Linked DNA regions of Mus musculus: all the other regions are linked to region 1. The links are chromatin loops, found by intact Hi-C in ENCODE. Cell type or tissue: left cerebral cortex. All regions are shown on one strand. Each heading gives the region's core, and the rest is flanking DNA. Links, peaks and the distances in the headings are about the cores only. Region 1 holds the start of Smpd3 (sphingomyelin phosphodiesterase 3, neutral). Region 2 overlaps Smpd3 (sphingomyelin phosphodiesterase 3, neutral). Region 3 holds the start of Slc7a6os (solute carrier family 7, member 6 opposite strand). Region 4 overlaps Smpd3 (sphingomyelin phosphodiesterase 3, neutral).

The links. Peaks named below come from ENCODE experiments on the same cell type or tissue, not always from the same donor. Only the 100,000 strongest peaks of a DNase experiment are listed, where the experiment ranks them.
Region 2: a loop joins it to region 1, with 4 times the contacts of the local background. A loop is called at or near these places in 5 of 42 quality-filtered maps.
Region 3: a loop joins it to region 1, with 4 times the contacts of the local background. A loop is called at or near these places in 2 of 42 quality-filtered maps.
Region 4: a loop joins it to region 1, with 5 times the contacts of the local background. A loop is called at or near these places in 6 of 42 quality-filtered maps.

What each region holds. Positions count from the first base shown.
Region 1 is chr8:106,332,624-106,338,396 of GRCm38, forward strand. It overlaps Smpd3 (sphingomyelin phosphodiesterase 3, neutral), which reads right to left and starts at 5,342. Exons shown (of 9, transcript NM_021491.4): 1 at 5,189-5,342. 4930506A18Rik (RIKEN cDNA 4930506A18 gene) reads left to right here. Exons shown (of 3, transcript NR_126091.1): 2 at 1,606-1,724; 3 at 2,449-3,131. In left cerebral cortex, for the core only: CTCF peaks have their summits at 1,544 (motif pointing left) and 2,780 (motif pointing right); DNase peaks (open chromatin) are centred at 2,728 and 3,634; H3K4me3 peaks cover 685 bases; H3K27ac peaks cover 439 bases.
Region 2 is chr8:106,268,306-106,274,078 of GRCm38, forward strand. All of the region lies in intron 2 of Smpd3 (sphingomyelin phosphodiesterase 3, neutral), which reads right to left. Among named protein-coding and RNA genes, the nearest start is that of 4930506A18Rik, 11 kb to the right of the region's middle. In left cerebral cortex, for the core only: no CTCF peak of the experiment used is centred there; DNase peaks (open chromatin) are centred at 1,984, 2,711 and 3,288; H3K27ac peaks cover 2,323 bases.
Region 3 is chr8:106,207,843-106,213,615 of GRCm38, forward strand. It overlaps Slc7a6os (solute carrier family 7, member 6 opposite strand), which reads right to left and starts at 3,091. Exons shown (of 5, transcript NM_001007567.2): 1 at 2,877-3,091; 2 at 2,523-2,789. The coding sequence starts at 3,071. Prmt7 (protein arginine N-methyltransferase 7) reads left to right here and starts at 3,212. Exons shown (of 18, transcript NM_145404.1): 1 at 3,212-3,240; 2 at 4,534-4,729. The coding sequence starts at 4,635. In left cerebral cortex, for the core only: a CTCF peak has its summit at 3,007; DNase peaks (open chromatin) are centred at 2,318, 2,601 and 3,124; H3K4me3 peaks cover 2,467 bases; H3K27ac peaks cover 1,430 bases.
Region 4 is chr8:106,261,185-106,266,957 of GRCm38, forward strand. It overlaps Smpd3 (sphingomyelin phosphodiesterase 3, neutral), which reads right to left. Exons shown (of 9, transcript NM_021491.4): 3 at 3,419-4,940. The coding sequence starts at 4,735. Among named protein-coding and RNA genes, the nearest start is that of 4930506A18Rik, 18 kb to the right of the region's middle. In left cerebral cortex, for the core only: a CTCF peak has its summit at 3,714 (motif pointing left); DNase peaks (open chromatin) are centred at 2,923 and 4,159.

The sequences.
Region 1 (5,773 bases), core at 1,310-3,809:
AGCCACATATGAAGGCAGAGCATGGGCTGTGATGGTGTGAGAACAGGAACATGGTGTTTCCCCACGACTGGCTGAGCGAGGTCCACAACAGTGAGAAGTTTTATGTAGGTGTTAAGAACTTTGATGTGAAAATCCGAGAACGGGAATAGATGAAAGGAGTCTCCTAACAATATCCCTCAGCTCTGAATGCACTTGGTGTTTAAAAAAAACCAGCAAATATGCTCCTTTTCCCTCCTTTCTTTCTTAAAAAAAAATCCACTTTATTGCTAACCAGACTTAAATTCCTGTGAAAATTTTCCATCCTAGAAAGAAAACCTTGTGTTATTACCCTGTCTTCTTTGGTAACCAGGTTCAAGCAACAAACCTTACCAGAATAAGACAACGATTGGCCACATACTTGCTGAACTGGAAAGCACTCTGTGGCTTGTGTTTGAATGCTAGTTAGATCCCTAACTTCATTCCTCTACATTTAGAGATATCTTTCCATAGGACAGTCTAATACTTCAATTTTTGCTTCTGCAGTAGGAAAAAGGATAGATTGGGAGTTCAATAGAACCAATAGAACCTAAACTCTGCCTTTTCTGTATGACCTCGGGTAAGCCCCTTTGCTGTTAAAGCTTCGTTCATCTTGAAAGTGGGAATAACACCAGCACCTACCTCAGAGGACTGTCAGGATTAAATGCACTCTTGCATGCAAACAGCCTGATTTAGAAAATTTATTATTAGCTTGTAATTCTTTAAATAGGGATTGCTGATGGGCTTATTCAAAAAACGACGCAGCAAAAACGTTTACATCTCTGTTTTCTCCCATTCTCTTCTGTGATCAACATTAGGGAAATCCCCTAAGATGCTGCAGCCCTCCGCTCTGTTCTAGTCCTTCCTCTTTGCAGCTGGCAGGCAGAGGCCTGTATTCCAGAACCTTGGATAGATCCAAGCCTTCCCTGCTCAGCCAATCTGCTACTCATGAGCTGCTAGTTGGAGAAGGAGATACCCCAACCTGGCACACTGTTTTCCAGGAAAGGCTGTGTTAAAGCAGAGATGCTCCCACCATGAATGCCGCCACGCGAGAGCACACTGACACTGTCATTCATGCTCAGTCCTTCAACATAGCCTACCCGACCTCCTGCATATTTTTAAGGAGCCTCTTCTCAGCAAGCCGTAACTCTACCCACAAGATTTTCAAACTTAGAGTTCTTTACTTCTTTCCTATGAGTTTCAAGAATTTTCTTGAACCCCCAAAGAACAAAACACCACTCACATGTTTCTGTTATCTGCAGATACTTAATTTCTTGTACAAGGGTATTCTTGTTTGTTTTGTTGTGTTGTGTAGCTCTGGCTGTCTGGAATTCACTCTGTAGACCAAGTTGGCCTCAAAAAACAGATCTGGGCTGGTGAGATGGCTCAGTGGGTAAGAGCACTGACTGCTCTTCCAAAGGTTCTGAGTTCAAATCCCAGCAACCACATGGTGGCTCACAACCATCCGTAATGAGATCTGATGCCCTCTTCTGGTGTGTCTGAAGTCAGCTACAGTGTATTTACATATAATAAATAAATAAATCTTAAAAAACAAAACAAAACAGAGATCCACCTGCCTCTTCTTCCCAGGTGCTGGAATTAAAGGCATGGGTCACCATTACCCAACTGGATTAAACATTCTTGATTAACCTTAAGTAAAAGCAATAACGTGTAACCATGAGGAAATGTTTCACAAGACAGAGATTCAGGTAAGAAAGATAAAATAATGTTATCGCCTTGGGTGATGCTAAACACTCTTCTCTGATAGGGATAATCAGGTGGTTCAATTTATGAGGTGATTTAGCTTTTCACTCGCCGATGCAGAACATAACACACTATATGCAGTCACCTTCTGAACAGGCGAGGAAGAAATTAAGTCCTATTTTTACTTTATGATACTGAGTCACATAGTTCGATGCAAATCACATGGATGCCAAAGTAAGAACAATGCCAGGTATTTAAATACCTCCTTCCCTCTGAGGAGCTCTCACAATTTTGTGACAGTGTGAGATCCTTTCAGAGCGACTCCAGAAGAGACACATGTCTCCAGGTGGGCACTTAGGACTGAGCATGTCTCTTCCATCTCCCCAACTCCAGTCCTTAGGAAGAGCCAGGCCTCAGGGACCTTTTTGTTTAGTAATTCCAGATGTCTGAAGGTTCTAAGCCACAATGTCAGGGAGGAAGATGAGGCTTGGTTCTGAAAATGTTGCTGACTGCTTTAATAACGAGGAAGAGGCAGAGATGAAAAGTGGAATGTGAGAGGAAGGGAAGAGTGAAGAAAGGTAAGGGAGAGAGCCTAGAAAGGTAACAGAACTTCCCTGAACTTGATCATCAGAGGCAGAGCTGGTAGAGTTATAGGGCTATTAGGAGTAATTGGTCACAACTGGAGACAATGTCCTAATAAATGTTTTTGCTGCCCTTTCTCAACTGTAGGCTTCAGACCCACTTTTCCATGCGACTGAAGACAGCAGCAGTTTTACTTCTCGGTGCCGTTTGAAAGAAGCCTAGACAAGAGCGGCATCTTGCAGAAGGAAGGTGTCTCAGTGGGAAAGTGCTTCCTTAATAGGCATCCCAGTCCTGTTTTCCATCCTCAGCACTATGAGACAAGCAACCAAACACAAAACAAGGACACCTACTCCAAAGGTAGACAGGAAATTCGCCCCAACAGAAAGGTGTGTGGTTCAACAATGTCCACAGCAGCTCCGAGCCTACAGGGGAGTAGTGGTTGTCAATTTGTGCTTTGGCTTGACTTCCTTCCAGCAGAGGTCACTGTGGATGCTGGCAGTGGACACTTTAGGGAAAAGGATCAGGTAGGCTTGGCTGACTGGAGTTTCCACTGCCTGGTTCTTTCACAGTCCATAATCTATCCCCTTAATTTATGTGAAGGAGATAATCTTGAAGCGACCTGAAAAAACTTTGTGGTAAAAGCGATGGTGGTAGGGAAACTTAGGTCAGTGGCTGGGACTAATAAGGCTGAGAGGGCTGCATTCATCTTCTAGGAATATTAAGACAGAGTCTCATTATATAGTTCAGGCTGACCTCTAACTCGTGGCAATCCTCCTGCCTCAACCTTTCAAGTGCGGGATTATAGGCTTGTGGCCACCATTACTGGCTTGTACCTGGTGTTTCTGAGTCTCCATTTGTGACCAATTACTGGTAATATCCCTGTAGCTCTACCAGCTCTGCTCATATACCCCTTCCAGCCTCTATTGACAGACTTCCCAAATCTTCCTTGGCAGCCAGTGGTTGTGATAAGGTAGGTTTTGGTCATTAGGGCAGCCCCCTACAGCATGATAAGGTGCTCCAGGGAATGAGGACTGATAAAGATTTCAGGGTCAGATTTGGGTGCCCAAAGGGCTAAAGAGGGTGTCACATTCTTGTGAAGTTTCACTGACTGGAATATAGCCAGTCCTTCAGGTTGGACCCGAGGCAGTTTAAAGCTGCCTTCATCCTGAAGTTGAACCTTAGGTCAGCAACTGTGACTTGAGAGTTAAAAGGATAACTGTCTTGCTACCTTCTACATCTAAGCTTGGTTCCTCTTCCTCCTCCTTCTTCCCACCCCTCCCCCAGCCATATGCATAGCCTCACCACAGCAAGGCACACGCGTGAATACTGGAGCATGGACAGACACATTCATCCAGTCACATTTTCACTCACGCTCTGCCCCACACACCACTATCAATAAAAATCACATCTAGCCACAAAACCAAATTTGTCCTAATATAGCTGATAGGGCATGAGGTTGAATGGGTTTAGTCAGCATGCTTCTTCAGATCCCCTCAACTGCAAGGTAGAGTCCCTGGTCATCCCTGTCCTCGTGGTCACAAGTCCTGCCTCTAGTAACCATCAATCCCATCGCATTCTTGGGGCAGGACTGGCAGTGGGGTTGGAAGGTGGGGACAGAGAAGAGTGTATGGCACAGGACCCAGCACAGCACAGCCACCTCCTCCCTCGGGATTTTCCATCCCGGCTCGCGCGGGCCCGCGAGGAGCGAGCGCGCTTTGTCTCTCTCGCTCTCTCTTCTCCTAGCACGTTTCCGTGGAAGCTACCCGTGCCGCGCCCGAAGCCCCCCTTCCTCAGCCGCGCCCCTCGCGCAGTCCAGCCCTGCACGCCTGCCAGTGCCGCCACCGCCGCTTTGTCCTCCCGTGGATGCCTGGGCAGAGCGCGAAAGCCGGGCACCTGAGAGCAACCCCTGCTCGCAGGGTACCAGATCTCGGCGTCCAGATCTGGAGCGCGCTCGGCATGCAGCGGAGCATCCCTCCAGGATCCGCGAACGCGGAGGAGCTGCGGGTTGCTGGAGAGGGAGACCACTGGGTCCTTTCCCTCAGGTGCCCATCTAGACTCTTAGCCGTGGTGCTGGAGCTCTAATTCCCGGGGTGTGGCGGAGCAAGAGAGATGATCTCCACTCTCTACTGCCTGGGACCTGGATCTAGGTGGAGAGGGCCTGGGAAATAAGATCCAGGTAGGGAGGGGTACCTCAGACTCTCACTTCTACCCACCTCCCACACCCAGGCTATTCAGACCTTAGGTGCGGCTCCATCACAGAAGACCCAAGCATCCATCAGTGCTTGGAGCAGGGTGGGGAGGAGTCCTGCAGCCCTTCACTTTCTCCATTCCCAAAAACAAATATCCCACAAAGAACCCAACTGTGAGCAAGTCATAAGGGGAGAGCCTGGATGTAAAGGAGGGCAAAGGGAAGGGTCTCCCTAACAACTCGAAACCTAGGAGAGTCTAAGAGGAGGGGAGGTGTCTCATCAGTCACATCCCAATCCCTGTTTGCAGCCTGTTTGCAGCCTCGAGCTGGGGTGTTGTAAGGAAGGGTCCCTCTATCTCCAAACCTCTCATCCCAGAACAGTCCCTCCATCCTCAACAACCCAAGCAGCCTTGACTTTAGGCGCAGGAAAAGGGAGACTCCAAGCCTTTTTCACGCTCTCCTACGAGAGACCAGAGAGGGTCTTCCAGCCCTTCATCCCTTACACTCAAGAAGCTCTTTCACCATACGACAAAACCCAGCCGAGGTTGCTCCGACCTCAGGCCCTGGGCCACGAAGAGGCCCGCAGTCAGTCCCTCCAGCTCCACGGACAGATGGTGTTAAGTGCGGCGAGGACACGTCCCATCAACTCCCCAGGCCCCCCTCTCCTCAATAAAACAAAAGCAAGTCCTTAGCACCCACCTCAGGTGGCGCACAGGAGGGCGCTCGGTGCGGGGCAGCGCACGCGGCGCCTCCCAGCTCCTCGCGACCGGGGCTTCCTAGAGACGGCTCTCGCGGCGGCGATGGTTACAGCGACCGCGGCTCTGGCATCCGGAGCCTCCCTCGGACTCAGCACCTGGAGCGGCGAACAGCTCCGCGCCTCATTCCGCTGACCCCGCCTCCCGCGAGCTGCTCTGGCCAATGGAGACGCAGGATCCGCCCAGGAGGTTGCCTATTGGGAGGTTCCGGTCCCTCCGTTGGGACCTCGCCCCCAGAGACCGCCCAAGTGTTTGCTCTGCCTGCTGGAACATGTAGTCTCTTAGGGCTGTGGAGTGGGCTCGTGCCGCGGGCTTGTAAACAAATGGACTACATTTCCCAGAGTGCATTGAGGAGCCCTAGGCGCGGAGGAGGGTGGGAGGACTGTTTCCATAGCAAACTCAGCCCCTTGGGGAATGGGGGATGGGGAAGTGGGGCAGGCCTTGGGACCCTTGCAAGACCACATGTGATCTGTGGTTAGCGTCTTGGAAGACGGATTCGGTTATCTTTTTCTCTCTGTTTCTACTTGAG
Region 2 (5,773 bases), core at 1,157-3,656, 64 kb before region 1:
CAGGTTTGACCTGTGGGCAGTAACGTGGGCCGCACAGATGACATATGGACAGAGGATCAGAGAGGAGGTCTGTTAGCACCCCCAAGAGCCTCTGCAGTGTTCACGAGGTCGCTAAAGCACCCCTGTGAGTCAGGCTCTGTTTCATCAAAGCTTCCTGAGAAAAATGACCCATTCTGACCCACTGTGTGGCTCAACCCTAATACTGGGTTGGGATCAACTATCTCCTGAGACAGAGCTTTAGGGTACAAGGTGAGAGAATCCATTTTCAGCTGCCCCTTGCTCCCTCCACTCTTGTTTCAAGCCCAGAAACCCTTAGGCAAAATCCTCTCGTCTGTAGTGATAGACTGATTTCTGCCAGTCCCGGCTGGGCACGGACATGTTTTTGGTCTCCATTTGCAGGGTTGGTGAAGGGGAGGAGCTGGTGTGGCAGTTCCAGGAGCTCATGGGAGTAGCAATACCACAGTGATGCTCTAAAATGAGACAGCCTTGAGTCCCTTGGTCCTCCATGCTGCCACCCCAGATCCAGCTACCCTGGGCCTCTTCTGCAGTGCCCTGAAGGGAGGAGGACCCTTCTGGGTGCTGCCACCTGTTCTGCCCTGCACTGGTTCCGCTGTCTACACCCGGAAGCTGTGCTACAACAGACACAGAAGGGACTGCCATGGACGAGGCTGTTTCTAAAGCTCTAGATAATTATTCTGTCTCAGGGAAATGAAAGGAGGGTAAACAAACAGCACACATTAATTAGACTGATCTACACTTTCCTCATGAAAGAAGAGCACTGCTGTTAAACACGAGAGGCTGGCAACTTCCCAGGGGTTTCAAGTGTTCAAAGGAGTGGCTGTGGAAGGACGTGGCTGTCCCAGGCTGGCACAGTCCAGGCAGGTGCTCAGCCACACCCTGCTTATCTCCCTTTTTCTGTGTGTACTGTCTAGGTGGGGTCAGGCATGTGTCTGTGACAGGCACAGGTTCTGGCTTTGGACACAGGGCTCCATTGTCCCCATCAGTCCCTCTTCTCTAGTCCATGTCCTTGATCTGGTAGCTCTGTAAGGAAGGCCTGTCATGGACATCCTTGAGGGGGCAGCAGGCTCCTCCAAGGCCATGTATGCTGAGCTTCTGCACCTCAAACTCTTAGATTAGGTGGATCATTCAGGGTTTAGGCTAAGGAGGGAAGTCACCCTTAGGTTGGTTCCCTTTGGAAATCCTAATAGGTTGTTTCCAGGGTTACTAGAAGCCACGTCTCTTTCCCTCCATACCATATAGCTGAGCTGAATACTCTCAGGCTTTCAGCCCTCAGGGCTTCTAGCAGGATCCCCAACCTCTTCATTACGAGCTGTGGGGTTATGACTGGGGTTATGGTGCCCCAAGGCAGCACCCCTGGGAGCCAGCTTCTCTGGCCTAGATGTAGAGACCAGGCTTCCTCCTTTCCCCTGAGTTTCTTAGTCTTGCACACAGCCCAGGAGTCAGGCTAACCTAAGTCACACCATGGCACTGACCATTAAATGAGGTAGCAGTGCCTACCTCTAGGGCTACCATGAGGACTAGAGAGACCTGGCTGATGGCCTGGCAATTCCTGCTTCCTTCCCTCCATTTCCTGAAGCCACCCAGTGTGCCTCACCTCCTCTCCCCAGTTTGTATCTTCTACATTGTTAAGGGGATGACCTGAGCCCACCCACAGGACTTGCAGGGACCCTGACTGAATCAGAGTGCCTTGGGGTCTTCACAGGTGCCACTCCCACTGTCTGGGCCAAAGCCAAAGTCTTCACTAACTTGTCCTCTCTTTGGCAGTGAAGACAGAGGGGGCAGAGAGCTTGTGGGTCACAGACAGATGCAAGAAGAGGAAGAACTTGGTCTAGGAATGGCTGAGAGCCCAGAAAACCCTCAGTCCACATGGGAGAGGGAAGGGAGGGCGGATCCTCTGCAGGATCTGAAGACCGTAGTCCCAAGCATTTCTGGGTAGCCCGGGGCATCGAAGGCAAGTAAGTTCAGCCACTCCTACAGATGAACCTGTCAGCACTGAAGACGCTTAATTCCTAGCTAGCAACCTGTGTGACTAGAGCGTGTTCCCGGAAGGGCACCATGGCTGCTCAGATGCTGGAGTTAAACCAGGGTCTACCCGAAATAGTTCCATGTGGGCCCAGAAGCTGATCTCCCCTCACCAGCGAAGGGAATCCTAAGAAAGAGCCCTGCCCGGGCACACTGTGGGAGGCAGGAATGTTCCCAGTGAGTATCAGATAACCAGGCCACACAACTGCCAACTGTGCAGAGTGGACCTGGTCGGCACGCTGATGCACAGAACACACCTTATACCGGAGCGTCAAGGGGCCCGTGTGGATGCTGACTGTTAATCTGCATTTCTCTTGCAGTGGGAAGGTGTGAAAGCCAGGTCAGTTCTGGGCAAAGCAAGTCCTGACCCTGTGTGGAAGCGATGCCATCTCTTGGGGCGTCTTTGAACTTTGGAGGGCTGTAACTGCTCCATTTGGCATTGCCTGGGGTTTATTCCTCTTTTACTACTGTGTCTTCTGACCTCAGGCCTGCTGAGCCCTCTCTTTCTCACTATAAGCTTAGGGTCTTGGAGCAAAACATCCTACAAGTCTTTGAGTCTAAACAGGAGCTGGACCAAGCCCCAGGTTCGCTTCAATCCAATTACCCGAATGTGCCTGCATTCACCAGCGGCTGTGAGATCAGGCCAGCCCATTCTGCCTAGATGCTGCCGTGGAGAAGTTGGCATGGCAACGTGAGCTCTGAGCTGCTGAAACTTGGAGTCAGCTCATTGCTAGGAGGACAGAAAGACTGATGAGAGACAGATGCTTTTCTGAGTTGGGGGAGGGGTTGGAAATGCTATAACCCAAATAGAACTGATGTTTGGGGTCTAGCATAAACACACAGGCTGCAGCAGTGGCTCCCTCGGATGCAGGTAATTCCTATCACACTTCTTAATCTAAAGCACCAGCTCTGCCTCCATCCTCCTGCCTTCACCTCTCTGGCAGGGGCAGACACACCACCCTGCCCCTTATGTACTCCAAGGGGATATAATAGCAAGCCACACCAAGAGGCACCATAGTCCCCTGACATCCCTGACAATTCCAAGTGTTCTCTGGAACTCCTAACAGACCCCTTAGGAAATAAGTCTACATTTTCTCTGAGATGGATGACCACCCTGAAAGCCTGCAGCTTCTAGAGCCTTCTCTGAGAATGAATCCAGCCCAGAGGAAAACAGGCCTTAAGGCTAGAATGGAGAGGCCAGGTCTTCGTAACACACTTGAGCTCTAATCTCTCCGCCTGAAGCCACACAGCCTGCAGACTTTCTAATAATAACTCACTAGTCAGCAAATCCCCCTGACTTTCCTCCCGTCGCTTTGACTGTTTCTGTCACTCACTAAAGATGCTTTGTTTTATCTATGTACACCAGGTATGTGATCTTCCTAAAGCTGAGTTTTTCTCAGATGTGCATAATTCCCCTGCTGCCCCTAGCTGTGCATGGGGCAGAGTAGAGCTGTCCTCTTGAGTCAAGGGGCCCTGCAGGTCTGCGTGCCTCAAGGCATCTCTTGCAGCCAGCTAACATTCTGGGCAGACAGAGCTTGTGGTCACAAGCTCTGAAACTATGGTGGATGTCAGACAAGGTGATTGAGGGGTGCCCTGGGTCTTAGTTTCCTTTGGTATATGGGGATGAAAATTCCTTGGGCTAGTTCAGCAGTTCTCCAACCTCTCTAACATCGTGACTCTCTAATACAGTTCCTCATATTGTGGCAACCCCTAGCCATAACTTATTTTCATTGCTACTTCAGAACTCTAATTTTGCTGTTATGAGTCATAATGTAATCTTGATATGTAGGATGTCTGCTATGTGACCCCGTGAAAGGGACATTTGACACTCCCCCCATGCCCCCAACACCAAGGGATCTTGACTTGAGAACCACTGGGCTCGTTGGCGATGGCAAGCACTTTCAGCACTTAGTGCAGAGCCTGCCTTGCTTCTGTGCTATCACTAGCGCTACCAAAGCTTTGTTTCCCTCGCCTTAGAGAGCTGGGCTGCAGTGCCTGCTTAGCATCTTTAAAGCCCCGAGTTTAGTTCTGAGCACAAAACAAAACAAGAAGAAAAGAAAAGAAGAAAGGCTCAAGATACACCCAGAAGCTTCAAAGTTATCTCATGGTGAGGACTGGCCTTACAGAGGGATACCTGCTCTCTTAAATGACACTGTGGGAGATGGGCAGGCTTGCCTTCTGTCAGAACTGTACTAGAGCTGTCTCTTCTGAGCTGCTTGTATAAGCCAGAGCCATTGGCTTCTGTAGAAGCCAAGTGCAGGCCAAGGGTCCATAAATTTTTAAAAAAGAAACTTTCCATGGGAGCTGTTAATTCACGATGTGGCTTCTGAGCACAGGAGTGGGATGGGAGCGGCTCTGAGGTGTTCTTTCCACCAGCCAGCCTGGACATTTCCATGGCAGAATTCAGAGAGGCCAGATGATGCCAACTAGTGTGTGCTTGGAAAGCAAATCTCAGGCTAGCTCTGTGGAGGGTGCAGGGTGCTCAGCCAGCCTGGCCACTCAGTCTTCACTGCTTACCATCCCTGAATTTTCCACTGATGACTACAGAGGACACTGCTGGGGAAGCTGGGATGGAGCTGGATCCTAGGTCTTTGCCTGAGCCTCCACTCATCCCAAGGATCCTGAGATAAGGGGTAAGAACCTTCCTACACCAGACCCACTGCAGAAAGTTGACTGAAGCAGAAGCCATGGGACTTGTACCAGTCCTGTACCCTTGTGAAGGCTGAGACCAGGATAGCAGAGGAGACTTGGGGTGAAGGCTTTCTCTGTGATGAGGATGGGCTCTGAGACCACCCAGCTCACAGGCCTTCCCCCACTAGGCCTCAATGGGCAGAATTGGAGCAGACCTGATTCAGGAGTAAATAGCTGAGCATGTAGCTAGGCCTGAGCCTATGTCCTCTAGAGTTCTGAGCTGCTGCATGCTGGAGCATGGGTCTGAATCCAGACTTAAGAACAGTCCCAGTAGAGGCTCTTGGAACTCCCTAGCAGGCCATGGTATTGTCTTCAGTGAGATCTGGGGAACCCAGTGTGTGAGAGGAGCTACCTAGCTGAGCAACTGCCAAGGACATACCAACATGCCCTACCTGTACCAGGAGTCTCTCTTCAGGCACAGTGACAAGAGTAGCCCCAAATCTCTCAGAACCTGTCGCTGAGGCCTTGCTCTCAGCAGAGTTCCTGATCTCTGACACAAAGGCTGTCACCAATGGTTTGAGAGCTAAATAAGCCAAAGACTATTCTTTGCCTCTGAAGAAACAGCAACATGTTTTCTGGAGGAGGAGGAGACTTGCTGACATCCTCCTGAAGAATCATTCCATATCCAGCCCAGATTTTTCTGTGCCAAAAAACATTTAACAAACTGTGTCCCAGAGAAGGTATGCAGCGATTAACCAGCAAGCAAATTAAATCAGTTAGACAGCACACAGCAATCTTCCTACAGTACAGCCCTGGGCAGCTGAGCCTAGGTGTCACTCTCTGCTGAGGGTCAAAGGATTTTTGTCTCGGACCCTTTCAAAGACTTCTGACCGCTGGCCACTGTTATACAAAGAGACTTCTGCATATACCAGTATAGAAGCCCTTGACTCCAAGAGAACCGACCATATTCCCTCCCCTTAAGAGAGGATGCACAGGGCTGGGCGGTGGTGGCACACGCCTTTAATCCCAGTACTTGGGAAGCAGGGGCAGGCAGATTTCTGAGTTCGAGGCCAGCCAGGACTATACAGAAAAACCCTGT
Region 3 (5,773 bases), core at 1,660-4,159, 120 kb before region 1:
TGTTTTATCTCTACACTAGCTGTTCTCAACCCCATTGGTTGTAACCCCTTTGGGGGGAGGGGTGTTGCATATCATTATCCTGCATATCAGATATTTACATTATTATTCATAACAGTAGCAAAATTCCAGTTATGAAGTAGCAAAATAATTCATGGCTGAGCATCACCATAAGAGGAACTGTGTTTAAGGGTCACAGCATTAGGAAGGTTCAGAGCTATTACTCTTTGGGTTTTATTTTGTTTGTTTGTTTTTTTCGAGACAGGGTTTCTCTGTGTAGCCCTGGCTGTCCTGGAACTCACTCTGTAGACCAGGCTGGCCTCGAACTCAGAAATCTGCCTGCCTCTGCCTCCCAAGTGCTGGGATTAAAGGCGTGCGCCACCACCGCCCGGCCTGGTGCAAGCTTTTTTTTTTTTTTTTTTTTTTTAAGATTTATTTATTTATTATATGTAAGTACACTGTAGCTGTCTTCAGACACACCAGAAGAGGGAGTCAGATCTCATTACGGATGGTTGTGAGCCACCATGTGGTTGCTGGGATTTGAACTCAGGACCTTTGGAAGAACAATCGGGTGCTCTTACCTGCTGAGCCATCTCACCAGCCCCCCTGGTGCAAGCTTTTAATCTCAGTACTTTAGGCAGCAGGCAGATCTCTGTTGAGTTCAACGCCAGCCTGGTCTACATAGTCTCAAGAAAAAAAAAAAATCAGGCATAACAACAACAAAAAAAAAAAACCAAATACAGGCATAGAAATAAATGCCAGGTAACACAGCTAAAGCCTCCTCACCCATACTTCTATAAGCAACCTCAAGTAAATTAATGGGAACACACACACTCAAAGAGCATAGCAATAAAAGAAAAAGAATCAGGGTTCATTAAGAAAGTTTCAACAGGGGGGCAAGCGAAATGGCTCAGTGGGTAAGAGCACTGACTGCTCTTCTTGAAGGTCCTAAGTTCAAATCCCAGCAACCACATGGTGGCTCACAATTACCTGTAATGAGATCTGATGCCCTCTTCTGGCCCATCTGAAGACAGCTACAGTGTACTTATGTATAATAATAAATAAATCTTTGGGCCGGAGCTGGGCTGACCGAAGCAAGTGGGCTGAATGGAGTGAGCAGGGTTGAGTGATCAGAAGTCCTAAAATTCAATTCCCAACAACCACATGAAGGCTCTGGTTTTCCCATTAGAAAAGGTAGAGACAGCCGCCTTTAATCCCAGCACTCAGGAGGCAGAGGCAGGCGGATTTCTGACTTTGAGGCCAGCCTGGTCTACAGAGTGAGCTCCATCTGTACAGCTACAGTGTACTTACATACATAAAATAAATAAGGCTTTTTTTTTTAAAGGTTCAACAGGAGTGAGTATAGACATACAAAATCTAATAAAAACTATTACTTTGAATAGCCAATGCTTGCTAATAAAAACTTTCTGAAAAAAAAAACAAAATGGCGATAAAAGTATCTAATTCATAGTATTTGTGAAGATTAAGAAAAGGAAAATACCACATTAGGAATCTAGCTCAGAGGAAGAACACTTGCCGCAAGTTCCCTTTGTAGTGACAAGTCTGGAATTTTGGTTTCTTTAAAGAACACAGAAACAGTTTATTTTTTTTTTTGTTTTAATCCCAGGTGTGGGGATGTGGGGCTGCTTTGAGCTGTCTAAAGCAGCTGACTATGATTTGCCTCATGCCCTAGCAGAAGTGGTTTTTGTCAGCTGTAGATAGTTTCTGTGACATTTGGAATTCTGGGAACTTCTCAGAGGGTATATATAAATGCTAGAGCCCCGTCTTCAGGGAGGTTGGAGGCAAATTGTTAGTAGTCTGACCATACACTGCACCAAAACCTCCAAAATTGTGAGCTAAAACTCCTTCCATATTTACCTCATTTTTCGTAGCAATGACAGTTTAACATCATCTCTAAATACTGTATATCTTTTAAATAGCCAAATCCACTTTCAAAAGGCCTACATCAATTCTGTTTATTTATTTTGATACACGTTCTCACTGTGTAGCTCTGCCTGGCCTTGAAAGAAGAGATCTATTGATCCATGCCTCTTGAGTATTAAAGGCCTGATCAATCACACACAAAGTTTTTGTTTTTTGCTTTTTGTTTTTTTTTTTTTTGGAGACAAGGTCTCACTATGTAGTCCTTTTTGGGCTGGAACTCAGAGATCCACATGGTACTGCCTCCCAAATGCTGGGAGGGAAGGTGTGTATTACGACACAAGCAAAAGAGAAAGAAAGAAAACCAATCCTAAGGGGCGTGGGTTGCACATGCTTACTTATAATCCCAGCACTGGAGCGACGGAGGCAGAACTGCTGTGTGTCAGAGGTCTGCTTGGGCTCCATAGCCCGTACTATGTCAACCAGAGCTACACAGCAAAACTATCTCAACAGAACAAAAACAACAACAGAAATCAGGTAAAATGAGGTCAACTCTTAGAGATGGATCATCCATTCTTAAGCTTACAGTGTGTATGCTCTTCATTACTGCCTTTGGGAGCAGAGCAGACATATACAGTACTCACTTTGCGGCAGTCGGTGGCAGCAGCCTCTGGGTTTTCCTCCTCGTGGACCAGGTCCAACAACTGGAAGCCCGCATCCCCGACAGCTTCTGACCCACACTGAGGCTCCAAACTGTTCGAGGTTCCCGAGGATCGGTGGCTGGAGACCACCCTGTAGCGGCCCTCTTTACGGACCTCGCGCACCGAGGCACGAAGATCGCGGCGGATACGCAGCTGGCTGCTCCGGGACGGGCGCAAGGCAGCCCGCACAAGCTGCTGGATTGGCTCCTCCTGAGGGGCGTCGGGAAAAGAGATGACTGCGACACGGGCAGCGTTCAAAGATCGCTCCCACAAAGAGTCCATTCACCCTTCTCATACCTGGGATCGCACGGTGGCAACCAACTGGAAGACATTTCTCTCCGCCGCCGCCGCCTCCTGGCCCTCTGGCGTCTCCCGAGCCGCCGACTCGACCTCGCTGCTCCGGGGGCGTTTACAGGCCAGCACGAGCGCCTCGGCGGGCTCCGCGTTGCGCTTCCGCTTCACGCGCAACACCGCAGTCCTGCCGGCCTCCATAGCGGCGATCGCGGAGTACTGTGGGAAGGCGCGGGGCGCGACGGGATGTCCATCCAGTTCAGCGGGCGGGGCCTCACGGAACGTCACGCTACGCCTCGACGCCCCACCCACAGTGGGAGAGGCAAAATGGCCGCGGGAGTGGCGGCGAGTGGATCGCTTCCCACAGCGGGTGAGCTGTTGGGCTTGCTGGGGAGGTTGGGCCGTGGCTGGGCCTGGGTGCAGTCGGTCTTCCGGCCTCATTTTTAGGGCTCTGGCGTTGGGGATATTTGGGTTTCCGGTGTACTTATCTTCCGGGCTGCTCCAGAGTCCACGTGGAGTGGTTCAAGCACCCTGAGCAGGTCTGCCGCAGCGGTCCGCGTGGGTGACTGTCCTTTCTCAGACTGTCGCCGGGCGCAGGACTTGTGTCAGAAGCCTCGCCCCAGTCACTCACACCGGGCGGGACCTCAGTTGTATGCAGCGCCCCTAACCCAGCCGGGAACGGTTCGGTCCCGGGACCGTTCGGGCGGTTTTGCTTCGGGATGGCTTTCTCAGTTCGTATTCTGAGCAGTTTGGGAACCATTCAGTTCACGACACTCACCCGGAGAAGCGCCAGACGTTTGTGTGCCCGAGGTGGACATGCTTTTGATTAAAACACTGGAGTGGCCCTCAGTGCATTTTTAAGTGTGTTCTTAGTGAAACCCTAGCGACATCACAGATAAGCAAGTGTCCTTAATCTGTTGCGGAATAACCACTTCTGCGCTTTTACTGTATAATGTTAGCTCATTGCTCGGCTTACCCTGCCTTCTCACTTGCCTTCACTTGAAGGCTGGACCCCGATGGACTTGTGGGGCCTTTTTAATTATGTAGGAATTTCTGAAAAGTGGCGAAACTTCCAAACAGCCCTATATATTTACTGTAGGCCCCCCCTCACCCCCAAATTTTTCTTCAGACAGGAATCTCATTGTGCAGCCCTGACAGGCATGGAACTCATAGAGATGGTCCTGCCTCTGCTTTTCTAGTGCTAGAATCAAAGACATGCAACGACACGTTGTTCTGTTTTGTTCTTGTTTTATGACAAGGTCTCACAGCATTGCCCAGGATGGCATCAAACTTTAGATCCTTCTGCCTCAGTTTCCTACGTGCTGAGATTTTAGACATGAGCTACCACAACTGGCTTTTATTATAGTTTTTGATGGTATATCCTATATAAAAAATGAAAATTACTCTTGTCAGAAATATCAAAATACTGGTTAATTTTCTTTTGAGATGGGCTGTCACTATGTAGTTCTTGCTGGCCTAGAACTTACTATGAAGACCATGTTGACTTTGAACTTACACAGAGATCTGCCTGTCTCTGCCTTCCAGACCTGAGATTGAAGGTCGATGTTATCATTAATAAAGAATTGTAAGTAACTTTGACATTTTTGTCTGTTTCTTTATTTTTTTTTTCTCTTTGTTTTCTTGTCCTTTCTCTCCATCCTAGGCATTATAATTGATTAGGTTTCTGATATCAAGATATCTTCCTAAGAAGTAAATTAACAAGCCTCACGTTTCTGTGCAAACACTGAGGAGCCAGTTGGCACCATGAAGGTCTTCTGTGGCCGTGCCAATCCTACCACGGGATCCCTGGAGTGGCTGGAGGAGGATGAACACTATGATTACCACCAGGAGATTGCCAGGTACCCAGGGCTGCTGCTCAGCTGGCTGCAGGGGTGCAGGGCTCCTCCATGTCAATTTAGGTTTGAAGAAGATTGTGGAGATTGTTTTTCTGAGCAGTTGAGGTCTCTGTTAGGAGAAGAGAGCACCTGCTGAGAGCAGTGTGGGAAGTGGGTTGGAGAGAGGACAGGGAGTCCTCTGTCCTAACGTAGAAGCAAGCAGTGGAGGTGAGAGAGGCAGAGCAGCTTGGAGGAGCAGGAAGGAGTTTGGTAACCCACTGAATGCAGCAAGAGGGGAAAGTTCAAGAAGCACCAAGATTCCTCCCGGCGAGATGACCGGGTGGATGGGATGCCCACCCGAGAGGAGGAGGTGTTAAGGTTTGGACACTTCCTGTGATGCTAGAGGTCGACAGAAGCACGAGTTGTGGAGACACAGAGTTTGCGGGCGGAGCTCGGTAAAGGTGAGGTTGAGAGAAGTTGCTGCATCCCAGTGAGAGAGGAGATGGAGATGGAGATGGAGCGTAAGAGGATCAGCCGAGGAGACTGAGGAGAGCCAACAGGAAAGTTAGGATGGAAAGAAAAGAGAAGCTCAGGGAAGGGAGGAACGCAGGAAAGGGTCGGGCTGCTCAGAAGCCCTGAATGCTGATGCCCATCAGCAACAGCAGTGGGCAGGTGTGACGTGGGGGAGCTCCTTTGGGGAGTGGACTGGAGAGATGGATGGTTCTACACATTTACACAGTGGGCAGCGCAACTCGCTCCATCCGCACTCTGGGCATTCTCATACACGTATGATTAAAAAGAAACTATTTTGCCAGGCAATGGTGACACATGCCTTTAATTCCAGCAGTTGGAAGGCAGAGGCAGGAGGATTTCTGAGTTCAGGGCCAGGCTGGTCTACAGAGTGAGTTCCAGGACAGCCAGGGCTACACAGAGAAACCCTGTCTCGGAAAAAAAAAAAGAGAGAGAAAAAAGAAAAAAATCTAAAATATTTTTTGAGATTTCATCTATTATTGGCTTTTTTTTTTTTTTGAGACAGAAGAAGGTGTCAGAACCTCCGGCTAGTAGAGT
Region 4 (5,773 bases), core at 2,799-5,298, 70 kb before region 1:
GCACCAGCTGCCCTCCCCAGACTTCATTAATCCATTCCAATTGGATTTCCTGTGTTGATGAAGCCTCAGACCCAGGCACTTCCCAGGGAGGTGGACCACAGAAGCCAAGCTTCATTCTCAGTGGCAAAGGACAAACACAATGGTGGCTCTCAGTCAGCCTTCTGCTGCTGCTGCTGCTGCTGCTGCTGCTGCTGCTGCTGCTGCTGCTGCTGCTGCTGCTGCTGCTGAGATTGAGTGGGTCTTCTTCCTATCTGCCTCTCTCAGCTCTGCCCCCTGGATTTCTCCAACTCCACGTTCCTCCCCAGCATGCATTGCACGCCAGTCTTCCTCCAGGCCGATGGGTGAATGTCTGGATATTTGATAACAGGCTCTCTTGCTGAACTTAGGTTGTTTCTAACTCACATGTTTAGTTCTTGCCCATATACCAGCCCCATAGTGCAGCCATCTCACAACAGCTCTGGGAATCAGTCCTGTAAAGTTATGGACAACTGATGTATAAAAGCACGTTTGAGAATGCGGTACTCAAAGCAGAACATGACACGGCCCCATGTGTTGCTGAGGCAGTAGCTAAGCTTTCTTCCATTGTATTCTTCAGCCATGGACACTTAAGCTTAGCACTTCTTATATATTTAGTGTGTGCCATTTCATGGATGGGCACATTAAGGCTCACAGCACTCAGACGGGCACACATTAGACCTGTTAGCCTCCGGATGCTGCTCTTTGCTGCTTTCTGGGCTGCTGGTGTCTTTGTCAAGATCAGCCACCCGTTTGTCAGACTTTCCCTTAGTATCACTTGCCCTGTGCTGACAAAGGACAGGACAAAGGCATCGCTGCTGGCCCTGCAGCAGAGAAGAATCCACCTGGGATGAAGACGCCATGGCAGCAAGGCCATAGCTGCCTCTCACATATCCTGCCTCCCTCGTACCTGCCTCCCTCGTAACAGGTGTGTGATCTCTGTAGTATCCAGTTTATTATTTGCTGGGACTCAGGGATTCCAAACATAGTGTCCCCAGGACCTGTACAGTCATGTGTGTGTTTCTCTTACAAAAACACAAAGTCACACCGAGAGGCTCTGCCCTTTAGTTCTGACGGCACAGAACGTTGATTAAAAAGGTGCTCAGAATTAGCTGTGCAGAGTGGAGGCCAAAGGGAAGCCAGCCCTTCCTTCATGGGGATGTCCAGGTTTTCAAGGGCTCGGTGAAATAAACTGGGAGAATGTGACCCAGTGAGGGCCGTGGTAGAGGAAGGGACGAACTGCTGGCTGCATCCTCCCAGAGTCCCTGGCTCCTCTCCAGATGGGCCTGACCCTCTTCTGTGGAAGAACAGTCTCACCCAGCAGGGCCCAGCTCTACTCCCAAAGGCAGCATCTAGCCAGACAAGTGCCTGAAACATACCCGAGCACAGAGTCAAGCACCTCCCACAAAGTGAGGACTGGCTTGTGCTTGACAAGACTAAGAGCGGCAGAGCAGGGGATGTGGGGGCCCCTCTGGGTGACCCAGGAAGGGTGGAGCATGGGCTGTGGGAAATGGAAGAAACTGAAGGGGGTAAGAGGAGTCAGACTTAGGAGGAGGCCTCACTGGAAGAGGTCAGCCACGTTCACAGTGGGCAAGTGCAGAGGAGTACAGGGCTAAGACGGGCAAGTGGGAAGCAGAGGCATTGGAAAGTAAAATGAAAAATCTGGGATGGCCGGGCAGGCACAAGGTGCACGCAGCCAGAATGACTTCTTCAGGCTTCAGTGTAGAAGAGCCAGGGTGAGGACAGCAGGGCAGATACTGAGCTTGCCTCGGGAGTAAGATGTCAAGAATCATCCAGAAACGGAGTCTGTAGCGCCACATTCCCTTGGGGGGGTGGGGGGGGCAGGGTTGATAATAAGGGACCCTGAGAAGTAAAGAGAGCTGGTTGCATGCTTATCCCAACCTTCAGCTATTCAAAAACGTGTTAGCCCCATCATGGTGTTAAAAGATGTTGCAAATCAAGTTTGATATGAAAACCATACTAGCCAGCTTTAAAAAGGTTCGGAATGGCATGGATCAACATATCTGCCAACTAATTTGAAACCCACGAGGTAAAGAGAGAAAAAAAGAATAATGACAGAGCCACAGAGGAGAAGCCAGCCCAAGAAGTTAAACTGTTTGAGGGTACCGGATGGAGGAGGAAGGAGAGGAGGGGCCATGTGGATTGTTCTGCAATGCAGTAGTCTCTGGACATTGCCAGGCTCACAACCATCTGTATCGCCAGGGGTGAGAGGACATATCTTTCCACTCTGAACTTGATGACATATCCCCTCCCTTCCCAGAAGGCCATGCTGGGTACCAAGACAGAAACACATCTTCAAATACAACACAAATGAACCCTATGTCAGAACAGGAAGGCTGAACTGTGTGTCAGACAACCTGCATCTCTGTGGCTGGCGAGCTGGGAACCCTAACTCTGGTACAGTCATGCAAGAGGCCTCGGGCAGCCCAGGGTGAGACATCTGAGTGTGTGCCTTCGTTCTAGCAGGCTCAGTAGAGCCAGTGAACACTTATCCCATCAGCCACTGATCCAGCATTTTCCTGCACAGACTGGAGCTGAGAATGAGAGAGACCTGTCCTGGGCCATAGTCAGGGTCCCCTACCAAGCAGCCCCTCAGGCAAGTCTCCCCAGCAGAAGAGCTGCTGCCCCTGGGGCAGAGAGCCCCATCTGCATCAGACCGCCAAATGATGCTTCAGAAAGCTCTAGATTCACTTAACGGTGGCTTTTAGATAGAGAACAAAAAGTCGACACAGTATTTCAGGCTGTGTGGAAGATAATGTGTAATGACCAAATTACCATGGTCTAAAACCTCCTCCAACTGCATCCGAATTAGCAGAAATAATTACGGTTCACTTTAATTAGGGACTATGAAGTGAAGCCAGGGGCTGGTGGGCAGAGAGCCTGGCATGGCAGCTGCTGACACCCAGAAGTGGGGACTGTCCTGGCCATTGAAGCCTCAGTGGGTGGGTGTGGTCTTTGGCCTGGAGATCTAAGAGCCCATATGCTGGCCTGCACTCTGGTCTGCTCTGGGCTCTGCCCTTTGGCTTGTCTCCTCTTCCACCACAGTTACCACCACCACCACCACCACCACCGTGGTCACCATTATTCAGGACAAGAAACTCTTACTCCTATCTGGGCCTCAGCACAGGTCGCTCCCACTCTACAGATGAGTAGAAATGACTCAGATCTGAGATACTGGCCCAGACCGCTGAGCCTGAGCCCGTGTGGTAGGGCTGGGGGCCCTGAGTTCAGTTCCATGAAAGGCTTTGTCTGGCCCCTAATTCATCCCATCAAGCGAGTGAGGATTCCCAGGGAATAAGGGTTGGCAGGAGCTGTGGCCTGCTTTTTCGTGTGGCTAAGGGACAGTAGTGTGTAGCCCTCAGGCGGAGCTGAGGTTGCCTACCTTGAGAAACAGAGCTCCCTTAGAGGCCAGGGCATCGAAGCTGCACCCATTGGGGTAACAGTGATAGGCCACGTCCATGACAGGGTAGCGGCTGGCGAAGAAGAGACCGCTGTTGAGACATTTGAAATTGCAGCAACCATGACAACCGTAGACCCCAACATCATACAGGATGTACTCGAAGTAGCCGTGTAGCTGCTCTTTCAACTTAGCAGCCGCACGCTTGTCAAACACCTCCTGCAGGCACAGGAAGTCCAGATTGGCCGGGAAGAAGGCTGAGACCTCGTGGTCAAAGGCTTCATCAGGGTGGCGCCTCCTGCGGGCTGCTGCCTTCTTCACCACAGAGGTCTTATACAGCAGCTTGCTGTTAGCCCCTGGCTCTCCGCTGCCACCACTGTCTTGCCCAGCCCGTGCCTTCACCAAGGACTCCCTGGAGGCTGAGGGGCTGCCCAGGCTCCCAGAATCCCCATCTCGCTGATTGTGGTTGGGTGTCTGGCCCTTTGGGGTCCCACCAGCCCCATTCCTGGCTTGGCTCCCGGCAGCAGGGTCATCAGCTTCTTGTGGCCGACCTCCTTCCTCGCCACCAATTCGCACAATGCAGCTGTCCTCAAGGCTTCCGTCAGCCTGTTCTCCAGAGGCTGGGCCGTTGGCAGCCTCGTCGCTGGGGTGACGCCCACCATCCCCCTTGTATTCCACAGAGGCTGTCCTCTTAATGCTCCCAGGAACAGCTCTGGATCCATCACCACCCTGTGGCGACACCAGGCTGCTGAAGCTGGCTGCACTGATGGAGGTGTTGGTGGGAGAATCGATGTAGATCTTGATCTGAGGCCTGGCGGCCCCATTGCGGATTCTCTGCCCAATCTCTTTGGCCCGAGCTTGAGTGTTGAACACATTATTGAGCCTCGCGAGTGAGTCGGGGAGGAGGCAGACATTGGCCGTGGCGAAGCAAAAGCTTTTGCCTGCCCCCGTGCCCTTCCATTCACTAAGCAGGGCTGCCCCACCAGCTGGGTTCTTGTCTTCTAGCCGGGAGTAGGAGTAGGGCCGGCGGGCAGACTGCAGTGGAGACCAGAAGATGAACCCGAGAAAGGCAAAGGGCAGTGCAGCCACAAGCAGAGCCAGGTAGACTGGCGTGAAGAGGACCGTGCAGAACAGCTGCAGGCAGCAGGGGTCATCTGCCCTCTGGCGCTTCTCATAGGTGGTGGGTATGAAAGAGGCCAACAGCCGGTCCACCAGCCAGTAACATGGGAAGATGAGGGCCCAGGACACGGCGTGGAGGGCAGACAGACAGCTATTAGGAAAGGGGGTCGTGTACAAAACCATTGCAGCTCACTGGGCGCCGCAGCCGGCTCTACTACATGGTGTCCGTGGCAGCCGCAGCACTGTCCCAGGCAGGGGGCAGGTGGAGGATGGAGGAGAGGTCACCTCCTGGTGAGATGTGACTCTGGATGATCAGTGGCGAGTGTCCCACAGACAGTCATGGTTCGCTTCAAGGGGCCATGCTGGGACACCGGAGTCTGCTGAAAACCTGTAGAAGAGAGAGTGAAGGAGTCCTTTACTGAATTAGGCTGTTCCAAAACCCAGGGGATCAGCTCCACATGGAGTGTATTGGGGCCAGAAGAATGCCCCAGCACACTCCATCTGCCTATATAGTTTTGTTTTCTTGGAATAAACGATTAATATTTGACTGTCCCTAACTGGCTGTCTTGGTTCTGTAACTTAAAAAATGGCCCATTTTTCAGAAGGGCACATCCTTACGGGGTGCAAAGGGGTGCGTTAGGATCTGAGGGTGTGCCTGGACTGACACTGGCTAGAAGCAAGTGGAAACCCTTTGGGAGCCAGGGATGTGTTTAAAGTGGGCAGGCAGTGGCCTTAGTTAGAGGAGCTGCAAACATGATTGTTCACCTTTTATCTAGTGCCAACTAGACCAGGAAAGACAAAGGGGGGCAAGAGTTAGAGGGCAGAGGGCACTGTGGCAGGCTGGGCAGAACAACAAGGAAGCCTCATCCGCGTGCAGCCTGCTCTGGCCATGGTGTGGCTTCCTGAGCAACAGACGAAGCTCTGTGCTCTCGGCCACAGTGCCCTGGAGAACCCCAGTGGGGACCCAGCTACAGATTATTTGACCTGCTGAACATTTATCCAGTTATAGGGACGCTGGTATCCCCTAGACACTTGGAGAAGGTTCTTGGGGTTGTGTGGGCCAAAGTGGGTTTTTGGTTTTGATTTGTTTTGTTTTCTTTTGTTTGTTTTTCAAGACAGGGTTTCTCTGTATAGCCCTGGCTGTCCTAGAACTCACTTTGGAGACCAGGCTGGCCTCGAAATCAGAAATCCGCCTGCCTCTGCCTCCCAAGTGCTGGGATT